2 separate regions of the Homo sapiens genome follow, and region 1 is linked to region 2. A link is a contact called in ENCODE Hi-C or POLR2A ChIA-PET data. All regions are on one chromosome and are shown on one strand. The core of a region is the stretch at or near the end of the contact, and the rest is flanking DNA. Distances in the headings are between cores, read along the strand shown.

Region 1 (6,083 bases), core at 3,322-5,821, 310 kb before region 2:
TGGGGTAACAGGTGTGAGCCACTGTGCCTGGCCTTTTTTTTTCCTTTTTATTTAATATATATTTTTTTCTTTTAAAATAGAGATGAGGTCTCATTATATGCCAATGTCATTTTAAAGTGCTAATTCCATCTTGCTCAGTGAAAAGGGACTATTATATGTACAGTGTGATACTTATTGTTTTTATGTGAATTAAATGAAAACTCTAAAAATAGTTTGTAACGTGAAAAGCCCTTCCATACTGATCCTAATCATTTCCCAAGCCTCTCAAAGGACAACAGAATTATCTGTCAGAAAATAGTTACTTGCTCTCTCACCCCCATTAGCCAAATCAATATATGAGATATGGAGAATTTGAGGAAGTGGGGACATGTAGATGTTCAGTAAACATTAAAGCAATTAATCATTAAATCAGTCTACATCATTTACTAACCAGGAAATACTGTACTGAGTCTCAGTGATGTTTAGCAAATAGAGTTTTCAGTTAAAATAGATACTGATTTCCAGGTTTAACTAAACCTAAATCTAGAAAAAGATTCATCGATCCTTAAGTTATCCTAATGGAAAGAGTAATAGACTGTTAAGCACAATATACATAAAATTGAGCATTTCTTTTATCTTTAACTGGGAGATGACCTAAAGATTCACTAAGTATTATAGGGAGCTAACCCTATATAATTTTCACTCTTCTCAAAGAGGGTTCATACTATGTCATTACATGCTGTTAACCACTTTGCTGGAGAGAATAGTACAACACTTCCCCAAACATTAGTGTTACAGATTGTCATTTAATTTGTTCCTAATTTTAGTTCTTGAGTTACAAATCTCAATTTTATTATTACATCCTTTTATCCTATCCAGTCTCTTTTTTGCTTTTGGTTTGTTTTTTTGAAACGATCGCATTTCATCACCTGTCCTGGAGTGCAATGGTGTTATCTCAGCTCACCGCAGCCTCAGCCTCCCAAGGTCCAAGCGATCCTCCTACCTCAGCACCCCCCACGCAGCTAGAACTACAGGCGTGCGCCACCATGCCCAGCTAATTTTTGTATTTTTTGTAGAAACGGGTTTTGCCACGTTGCCTAGGCTCAAGTGATCCGCCCACCTCAGGCTCCCGAAGTGTTAGGATTACACTTTTGTGAGCCACTGCACCTGGCCCTAATCTCTTTTTATAAGCTAGGGTTTTTTTTCCTTGAGTTTATAGTTCAGAAAAAAGCTGACAAATGTTGAATTATGTTAATGATCATGGAGAAGTAAATGGTGAATGGCAGAAATGGCTCTTAAAAGTAATGTGACTTGAAGGGCCGGGCGCAGTGGCTCACACCTGTAATCCCAGCACTTTGGGAGGCCGAGGCGAGCGGATCGCAAGGTCAGGAGATCGAGACCATCCTGGCTAACACGGTGAAACCCTGTCTCTACTAAAAATACAAAAAATTAGCCAGGTGTGGTGGCGGGCACCTGTAGTCCCAGCTACTCGGGAGGCTGAGGCAGGAGAATGGCGTGAACCTGGGAGGCGGAGCTTGCAGTGAGCTGAGATCGCACCACTGCACTACAGCTTGGGTGACAGAGCAAGACTCTGTCTCACAAAAAAAAAAAAAAGATAATATAACTTGATAACCTCATGTTGAGGGGAATAGAGGTGCCAAAGTCACCTTAAGTATTGAGACTGGATATAAATAACAGTATCTTCTAGGCCTTTAGTTAAGGTGTTTGCAAACAAGAATGCCATATGTCAATCAACACAGGCCAGCTGACCTTTGGTGCAGCCTCTGTCCCTCCTATAAGTAAGTAGCCCTTAATAGAATTCTTCCCTCCTTACTCTAAATTCCTCCCCCAGTTATTTTATTGTACCCTTAAATTCCCAAAGGCTTTTGCCTTTGGACTTCACAATGAAATTTAATTATGATACAGTTATTTGTAATTGATTCCCTCTAAAAATGGAACATAAGCATGTCAATAAAAGGTGTATTCTCTAAAGGTTACAAAAAGTATATAGTATACCACAGTACGTTAGAAAAGGAAAAGGCCATAAAATACTTTCATTTACAAAGCAGGTCGTGTTTCCTCTATCTAGTAATTAAAATTTTGCCACAAAGTCCTTATAAAATATGAATTGAGACCTTTGGGAGAAATGATTTATAATGCTAAGAATAACATGTTCATAGCTATAAGATAACATCTTTTATTATTTTTAGTATGTATACACAGAACACAGATGGTTCAGACTATTTAACTCAGTACTATTGTGTTTTGGTCTTAAAAGGGGGAATAAGAAATTCTTTTCAGACCTTTTTCTAATGGCATTTAGACAAAAATAAAGTAATTTAGGAGATTTCATGGTACTAAAACTCAGAGATGCAATTGAGCCAAGTTCATAGCATGTCTCATAGATGGTGGAGCAGTCCTTATTAAGAGTATAAGGAGTCTTTAGAGGTTGTCCAGATTCAAGTTCCCAAACCCAACAGATCATCAAACATAGCATCTTTCTGGGCCCTACTTCCATCCTTTCCAAATTTAAAATATATATATATATATTTTAAAAGCTAACTAACTTTGTAACTCCAGGCAACTGTCTAGCCCCAGTTTCTTTGTCTAAACTAGGTCGATAACCCTGTAAGTTAGGGTTTTCTAGTGATTCAGGGCAAACACTCTAAAATGCAGTAGTTTTGCACATAAATGTGGAAATGGCATTACATTCATTCTGATTTGTAGCGTTCAAGCCAGAAATCTTTTACTGCAATTGGAATCCATGTTCAGCTGTTGCAATCGCAGTTGAAACACTATCACTACATCCTGTCAGAATATAGAACCTAAATTCTTACTGCATATTTGTGGATTACCGTTTGATTCTTCTGTTAAAATTGTGACTAAATGTAATTTTTTTTTTTTTTTTTTTGTGATGGAGTCTCATTCTGTTGCCTAGTGCAGTGGCATGATCTTGGCTCACTGCAACCTCCACCTCCCAAGTTCAAGCAAGTCTCCTGACTCAGCCTCCAGAGTAGCTAGGATTACAGGCATGCGCCACCATATCCGACTAATACTTTTAGTAGAAACGATGTTTCACTGTGTTGGCTAGGCTGGTCTCGAACTCCTGACCTCAGGCAATCTGCCTGCCTCAGCCTCCCAAAGTGCTGGGAATACAGGCGTGAGCCACCACCCTCAGCCTGTAATTATAATTTTTAAAAAATATAATTTAAAAAAAGGCTCTTACTCTATTGTGGCTCAGAGAACATTAATATATTTAAAGAACACTCCATGCATGTGTGTTTTCAAAGATTCATATAGCTTTTCCAGCAGGTAATGTTGCTCCTTTGCAATTGTTGCCAAAAAGTCAGTATTGCTCTGTAAGTTTCCCAAGGCTGACTGCCTGCTCCCTTTGGGTCAATGACATGTCTCTTTTTGTTTATTAACATTGCAATGTATTATAATTTAAAATGTTTAACAGTCAGCATTTGTTAGAGTACAGCATGCTACTTGTAGTGATTTAGAAATGTAATTAAAGGGAGGTTATGGGTTTTAGTGGTTTTTTTCCTCTAACTGTAACCTTTTCTTAGGTACACTGATGCTGAAGTACTATGAGCCTTCGGAACTTGTGGAGAGACTACAAAGTTTTGGTTGTTATGGTCCCTTTAGTTGGGCTCATACATTTGGGGTGGTACAGAATCAAAAGCAGCCCTGTTTTCCAAATACCTAAAAACGACGACATTCCTGAGCAAGATAGTCTGGGACTTTCAAATCTTCAGAAGAGCCAAATCCAGGGGAAGTAGCAGGCTTGCAATCTTCAGGTAAGTTCCATTTAATCTGGTTGGTTAATCATATGGCACATTCCAACAATGGGAAACTCAATCTTTTAGATCTCTGGCAAGGAAAAGCCTAAATTGGTAAGTTACCTGTTGTTTTTATTGTGACCCACTGGCAAAATACTATTCTGCAGTTGTTTCTAGAAAAGTTCGTTGTGCAGAGACATTTGACACTTGCCTGGCAGTCAATTGAATGCAAAGGGAAAGAGCAGTTTTGCTAGCAGCATCACCAGGATCATGAATGTGTGCAAAGGAGCCCCTGACTCCTTACCATTACATATCACAAAAGTCCAAATTTATACAAGATTATTTTCTTCTATTAGTGTTCTTTTTTTTTTAACAATACAAAACTAATTGTATTCATTTCTTAACATCAACTATTTTAGCTTGACCATAATTTGTTACTTTTGAGAGTCACTGAAATAAAGAGGATGAAGTTATATAATTTAGGTCTATAGTCCCTTATCCATAATTCCAAAATTCAAAAAGTTCTCAAAACCAAAACATTTTATCCTCACTCCTTTGACAGCAAAACTTGATCTTAACTGACATGAGGCAATTTGCAGTGCAGTTGTCTCCCTTTATCCGCAGTTTGGCTTTCTGCAGTTTCAGTTACCTGCAGTCAACCCTAGTCTGAAAATATTAAATAGAAAATTCCAGAAATAAACAATTCATAAATTTTAAATTATGCACCTTTCTGAGTAGCATGATGAAATCCTGGGATATTCTACTTCATCCACGCAGGATGTGAGTCATTCCCTTGTCTGTCTACCTGCTCGTTAGTCACTTAGCAGCACTCTGGGTTAGATCAACTGTGGTGGTATCTCCGCGCTTATGTTCAGGTAACTGTTACTTTACTTCACAATGTACCCAAAGCACAGGAGTATTGTGCCTAATTTATAAATTGAACTTTATCATAGGTATGTATGTACAAGAAGAAAACATAGTATATATAGGGTTTAGTGCTATATGTAGTTTCAGGCATCCACTGGGTGGTCTTGGAACATATCCCTCATAGATAAATGGGGGAGGTCACTGTTTTTATTCCACTTAATATGAAAATTGAGTTTCACTGCAGAAATTTTATTGGCATTTGTCACGTTTGATTTACTATAATATAGCGTTATACTATATTATGATTATATTGATTATGTATGTTATATACACTATATTGTATTTATAAAATCTAAGAAATTCTGAATTATGAAACTCATCTGGCCCAAGGAGTTTCAGATAAAGAACTGTGACCCTGTAATTGTAAAGCATTTTCTATTATAATTTACTTTTTAACCTTGAGGTGAATAATATGCTCTAAGTTTTGTTATAAGATAGATGAGTGTAAGGTTCTGCTCTTTATGGAAGAAGAACCTCAGTAAGATTTTCCTTATTTATAAGCCTTGGTCTGAGATTTTGACTTTTGGTATAATTACTGGTTTCAACAATATTTTAAATCAAGATTTTACTTTTAAATGTTCATAAGCAGAAGTGGAAGAGCATAGCTTAATATATTAGACAATTATTAAATATAAAAGCCAGGTAGTAACATAGAAGCTTAACAACTTAAAAGAGTAACTTTAGGACATTCTATATAAAATTTGTATTTATAGGAAGAGTTTTAATATATATAAGCAGGGAGTTAGAGAATTTATTAGGTGCTGGATTTTTATATATATAGTCTTTCAGACTAGTAAGACCATTATATTATGTATGTATATTGTACTTATGACAAGAAGTAAAGAACAAAAAGATGTCTTAACAGTTTGGAGGCCAGGTATGGCCAAACTTTGGAGGAAGAAAATCAAGTAGTTTCTTCTCATGCAAAAAGAAATACTCTTGGAGGAAAAATAGAGCTGAGAAAAGAATCTCCTCTAAAATGTTAGGTGAATGTAGTAAGAGATTTTAGATGCCAGTGCAGCAATAGTTAAAAGTTTTAGAGGCTAACATTTCCAGTCAAGCAAGCAGAAGCAGATATTTAAACAGGCTTTTAGTAAGCAAAAGTTAGAGCCGGATTTAGAGTAAGTTAAACACAAATTCCGAATAGTTGAAGTACATCAAAAGAATGCATTTATTTGTCTCTTATTTTCTATTCTTATTTTCATTATGGAAAATTACATACATGCCTCAAGATAAAGAGAGGATAGTATATTGAGCCCTCAAGTATCCATCAACTGGCTTTAATAGTTAATGGCCTTTTGCCACAACCAGCTTTAATAGTTAAGGGCATTTCGCCACAACCAGCTTTAATAGTTAACAGCGTTTTGCCAGTCTTCTTTTATCCATCTTTTCCTC
Region 2 (5,679 bases), core at 1,323-3,822:
TGTATCCAGTGGTGGGTAGGAGAGTCCTTTGGGTTGAATTGTACATTATATTATGTGTAATGCACCTCCTGTTCCCATTATGTATTGCAGTGGAACCAACATCTTCAAAACACAGTAGCTTAAATCAATAACAATTTATTAGTATCTCTCACAGTTCTGGGGTCCACTAGGCTCCTCTGGGCATTTCTGGCCTTGGGTTCTCTGTGATTACAGTTGAGCAGTAGCTAGGGCTAGTGCCATCTTGAAGCTTTTGTCGCTCCCATGTATGATGCCTGAATAGCTAAGGCTTGTTGATCATCTCTCTCTCTCTTAGTGGTCTCTCCACCTAGTATGTCCAGCAGGGCAGCCTCGGGACAGTAAAATTTCTTACATGGAGGCTGAAGATACAAAGAGTATGTGTTCCAGGAGAACAAGGAAAAAGCTACATGACTTTCTTCAGACCCAGCCTTGGAAATTATAGTGTCACTTCTGCTGCACTTTGTTATTGATCAAGGCAGTAACAAAGCCCACCCAGGTTCAAGGGGTGGGAACATAGACCCTACTCTCAGGGGTAGAAGTGTCAAAGAAAGTGCAGTGCTCTTAAAACCATCCTACTTCTAGGCCGTGTGCAATGGCTCATGCCTGTAATCCCAGCACTTTAGGAGGCCGAGGCGAGTGGATCATGAGGTCAAGAGATCAAGACCATCCTGGCCAACATGGTGAAACCCCATCTCTACTAAAAATACAAAAATTAGCTGGATGTGGTGGCGTGAGCCTGTAGTCCAAGCTACTCGGGAGGCTAAGGCAGGAGAATCACTTGAACCCGGGAGGCGGAGGTTGCAGTGAGCTGAGATTGCTCCACTGCACTCCAGCCTGGTGACAGAGTGAGACTCTGTCTCAAAAGACAAAACAAAACAAAACAAAACAAACAAACCAAAAAAAAAAAAACCACACACAAAAAAACCCATCCTACCTCTTGAGGATGGCTTTGGGTCAACCTACTAAACAATGTGCACCTTCCAGGCCTCTGACAAACCATATCATACTTCTCCATTTGAAACCACATTTTAGAGATTATCCTTGTCCATGCTGTTCTGATTCTGTCCTGCTCTTGATGGAAATGAGTTATTCAAGAGGCAAGATTATCAGGGCATAGCAAGAAAAGTGGTTTCTTAAACAATTGTGCGCTGGCAAAGAAGCTTAGACGTTATGCGCAAAAGCAATAGTCTCCATCTGGGCACATTGACCAATATTAGGAAGAGCAGTAATCCTTTTTAACACTTGTGAAAATATTACAACACCTCATCCTGGTGCAGCTTAGGCTTTTGTTAAGAAATACCACTAGAATCGAGGAAGACATTATCTTTATCATGTGCTTATTAAAAACAGTGAGGTACCCTGAAGGAGCTATGATACAACCTGAGGTTACTACCTGGAGTTTGAGCATCTTCAGGAGAAAGATGGTGCTATTTTCAAGGTGAGCTCCAGCATTAACTGCGAATCTTAGCATGGCTTTATATACAAGGTAAATGGGGAAATACACAAACATCTGAGTGCACTAAAGCTCAATGCTCTGCTGTTTATGGCTACCCCATCCTTACAGTGATTATTAAGCCTGTGAGTAAAATCAGAAGGCAGGGAGAAAGCAAAATGAGAATGTTTCTACATGGCATTCCAGAAGAAGTGGATTATGAAATCTTGATTCTCACATATTTTCAAGAGTGTTTAAGAAAGCATGGCATGGGTGTAAGTGTGAAGGTATTGTCAAAACATGCAAATTATGCCTTCATTTTAATTTCTGGCACCAATTCCAGGCCTAATCCCTTTCATTAGACCTTAAATGCTTTCAAAGTAGTGGAAGGATGAAATTCAGCATTTTGGAATTGGCTCAGGACTAGGAGCTAAGTTTTGCTGAACAAAGAACGCACTGACTATAAAGTCAGTGAAGATGGCCTTCAGCCTTCTACTCCTTAGTATGCTAACATTTGTGCCTGAAAAATCTATTCTCTTCCTAGTGACTGGCAGATGTCCAGATGGGCTGGACAGTTTTCTTCAGGGCTACATTAAAGTGTTACTTTCATACACTAGGAAGCATATAGACTTCAGCATGAGAAGATGTGAGCTTTAGAGTAAGGAAACAATGGTATATAATGGCAGAGATTTTGCCAAGAGGCTGCTGGAGGTAGCATCAAGCAATTGGATCAAATGACTGGCCTGTGGGCTGTCACAGGCAGTAGAACAGCTTCAAAGCTCATTACTGCCTCAGCTTCCTGAGGCTCACATGGTGTAAAGGAACTGAAGGTGTGGAGGAGTGCGTATAAACAGACCAGCTTGGAAAGGGGGATTCAAACTTGCAACTTCAGATGAGCCTTTGGGACCAGCAAGGTACTGACGTTTGTGAGCATGTACCCAGCTGTTTCCTGTGTGGTGAGTTTATCCCCAACAAATACACCAGCTGGTGGAGTTTTATTTCCTTGTTGACTTTTTGCTGCTATCTAGAGAGTCCTGGTAACTGTAAACAAAGCTTTAGAACACTAATAAAGTGTCAGGCGCCAATGCAGTGGACTCTGAGCAGGTACTAAAATCCAGGAGCCTGTGGATAGGCACATGGCATGGGGGGGCCCCAGCCACACAGGATGATGGGGAGTAGGAGGAGGCCAGGAGCAGGAAGGTGGGATGAGAAAAGGGATCTGATTGCTGAAGTCCCACGTTCATTGCCCAAGGCCCAGGCACTTGTAGTAGATGCTGGTGGATGAGCAGGGGCTCTAGCCTCCAGCTGCTGTATTGACTGCTAAAAGCTAACAGAGGTCCTCTTCCCCAAGTATCACCCTAAGTTAATGCCCAGAAAGTTACACTCCCTAAATGGTTTTATCAGGAGAAGTCTATGGCAATGACTGGCTGATACAGGAGTACAAAAGGCGAACCACCTTGTCTTAATGATGAGGACCATCATGTCAGTGTTGTAATTTATGCTCCAGATCCTCTCTCATATCAGGCCAGGTTTAGATTTTTCCTGAGCACGCATCTTTGCTTGGCTTCTTACCCTAGTTGTCCTGTCTGCTTTTCTTCTTTTAGATGCTTCTTTTGAGAGTCTTTCCTCAAGAGGACTGAAGCAATGTGTGCCTGATTTTCCCTTTCTTGGGTTCTGCTTCTGGGGAACCCAACCTAAGATAGCATTGAGAATTTTAGGCCCCATTGCCATGGTTCAGTCTGGCAGGAGGAGGGCAGGGCATTGAAGCAGAAAGTCCCTAGAGATGTGTATTTGGGGCAAATTCTCCATGTGTCTCTGTGAAAAATGGCAGGTAGAAGTTGAAGACATACTTTGAGGAGCAGGTGTCAGCTCCTGGGGAAAATGAGTTGACAGAGGATGGGTGTCAGGGGCTCAACTAGGAAAGTACTAGAGCACTCAGTAAGAGAACCAAGGATAAATCCAGTGCTAGAGCCTGGGGTCAGCAAAACCAGGGTAGGGAATGCTATGACTTGTAGGATACGTGCAGAGTCAGGCTCATGTCTGACTCACTAAATCCTTGGTTGGTTTGTGGCAAGAGCTGGCCACATAAATCTGGGCAAGTTAATCTTCAGATCTAAACTTCCATTTCTTCATCTGTATAGTGGCATATAGCATGCATTCAATACCTAGTAAATATTTTATTACATAAATATTATTCTAAGCCACAGTGGTTAATGAAACTTTTTGCCTGAAAAAAGGTAGACCTGGCTTTCTAGACAAGGCCCACCTCTAAATCCAGACTTGGAAAGCAAAGAAATGTGAAGCTATGAGATACAAAGTAGAGGCTGAAATAATGGCTCAACCAACTGGAAAGCCCATGATGTTGCTTGTATGGTTACCCATGGTCTTGCATCTTAAAGGCCAGAATCCCGGAGTTGCCTTCTTGTATATTCAGAGCCAGTCTTAAGGGAAGTAAGCAACTGCATTGAAAGAGAGAGAGAGAGAGAGGCCAGGAATCCTCCAGATTTGGAATTGGGCCATTATTAATCTGGAATTGGACCCAAGAGGGTATGCTCGGGACAGAAAGTTGGCCAGTCAATAGTAATTGACCTGAAGTCTGAAGTTGCAGCAGTGTTCTTCTAGCTTGGCAGACACTACATTCACTATGCCAGGTTCCTAGTGCCCAAATCAAACTGGAATTTCCCAAAGATAAAAGCAGCAGGAAACCTTAACCACTCAAATATTCTTTCCCTAGAACTACTTTTTTTTTTTTTTTTGGCATTATCACACTTTTACTTGTACAGTATATATACTTAGGTAAATGACCAAAATAGCCTTACAAATAGTGGGATTATGGGTGACTTTCATTTACTTCAAATTTTTTTAAATAGAGAACATACTTTTATGGAATAATCCTGTTTGTTTGTTTGTTTTTAAGTTCAGGGCTACTTGTGTAGGTTTGTTATATAGGTAAACTTGTGTCACAGAAGTTTGTTGTATAGATTACTTCATCACCCAGGTATTAAACCTAGTACCCATTAGTTATTTTTCCTGATCCTCTCCCTCCTCCCACCCTCCACCTTCCAATAGGCCCCAGTGTCTGTTATTTCCCTCTTTGTGTCCCTGTGTTCTCATCATTTAGCTCCCACTTATGAGAACATGCTGTATTTGGTTTTCTGTAGAACCACTTTCTACTCTCTTTTTACTCCTAGTACAGAGCTGTATGGTCCTCATTTTAGGAAAGGGTTCCCAGAAGCAGACCTTGAGATGAGAAATCACATGCAACTCAATTTATTGAGGAAAATTTTCGAGGTAGAACTGGGTGTAAAAAGCAGGAAAGATAAGGGAAGAAGCCAAGCAGAGATTCAGCCTCAGCCTGATCCCACGGGGGAGCTTCGGAGTGAAAATTATACCTTAGATTTGTTCAAACTCTAAGGCAAAGGAGCTGGGCTTCCATTTTCCCACACCGGTCAGTCATTGAATAAGGGCCGTGATTGAGGGCATAACATCCCAGGAACTTCTGTTTCACAGTAGACACCCCGGTGGCCTAAGGGTGGTTCTCCATAGAGAATCACAGAGATGGATAATTAGAAACATAATATGTAGGAGGTAAGAAAAGGCACACTGAAAAAGTAAAAGAAATTCAAGGTAAACCGAGTGGAACATTGACAGATATGCTACCACACTAAGGATTCTCTTAAGGACATAGAAAAGGCTAATCATTTCTGCAGATACGCAGTTTATTCTACATGTGTTAATGTTATAAAATGGAGAGGGCATAGGATTACTATTTAGAAAGTGTGAGTTTTAGTCCTGGCTTGAATTCATACAAACTTTGTGATCTTGCATGAATCACTCAACTTGCCTAGGCCCCAGTTTCTACATCTATAAAGTGGGTTTATTATTTTCCAGCTTTTTAATACAAGTTGGTGTTTTCTGCTGACTCCGCTGGCTTTTGATATGTGTTTTAAAATCTCAGACAAGATAGTAGATTTTTCAATTTTGTTTTGTAATTTTGTCAGCATTTTTCTTTTATATTTCAAGCCATAATCTTAGCCATTCAAATACAGGACTGGTTTTTATTTTATTTTTTTTTTTGAGACGGTCTCGTTCAGTCATCCAGGCTGGAGTGCAGGGGCGCTATCTCGGCTCACTGCAGGCTCCGCCTCCCGGGTTCACGCCATTCTCCTGTCTCAGCCTCCCGAGTAGCTGGGATTACAGGTGCCCGCCACTACGCCAGGCTACTTTTT

The links. Hi-C counts contacts between places; a loop is a spot of excess contacts on that map. ChIA-PET counts read pairs that join two places held with the same protein, here RNA polymerase II (POLR2A). Pooled maps may share reads with other maps.
Region 1: a map of adrenal gland shows a loop between it and region 2 (3-fold over the local background). The contact joins two enhancer-like sites. A Hi-C loop is called at or near these places in 1 of 168 maps with a recorded cell type or tissue (adrenal gland) and 1 of 50 pooled maps. POLR2A ChIA-PET finds 5 or more read pairs at or near these places in 3 of 52 experiments (A549, MCF 10A and OCI-LY7).

What each region holds. Positions count from the first base shown.
Region 1 is chr20:10,418,224-10,424,306 of GRCh38, reverse strand. MKKS (MKKS centrosomal shuttling protein) reads left to right here. Exons shown (of 6, transcript NM_170784.3): 2 at 3,549-3,779. It overlaps LOC128706665, which reads left to right. Exons shown (of 3, transcript NM_001394148.2): 2 at 3,549-3,779. The coding sequence starts at 3,570. The coding sequence ends at 3,761. It overlaps LOC128706666, which reads left to right. Exons shown (of 3, transcript NM_001394149.2): 2 at 3,549-3,779. Among named protein-coding and RNA genes, the nearest start is that of MKKS, 13 kb to the left of the region's middle. RefSeq lists an enhancer at 3,810-5,009. Within about 2 kb of position 4,571, at least 3 of the 41 ENCODE cell types and tissues checked have a DNase peak (open chromatin) inside an H3K27ac peak, as active enhancers do.
Region 2 is chr20:10,108,169-10,113,847 of GRCh38, reverse strand. All of the region lies in intron 2 of SNAP25-AS1 (SNAP25 antisense RNA 1), which reads left to right. Among named protein-coding and RNA genes, the nearest start is that of ANKEF1, 76 kb to the right of the region's middle. Within about 2 kb of position 2,572, at least 2 of the 41 ENCODE cell types and tissues checked have a DNase peak (open chromatin) inside an H3K27ac peak, as active enhancers do.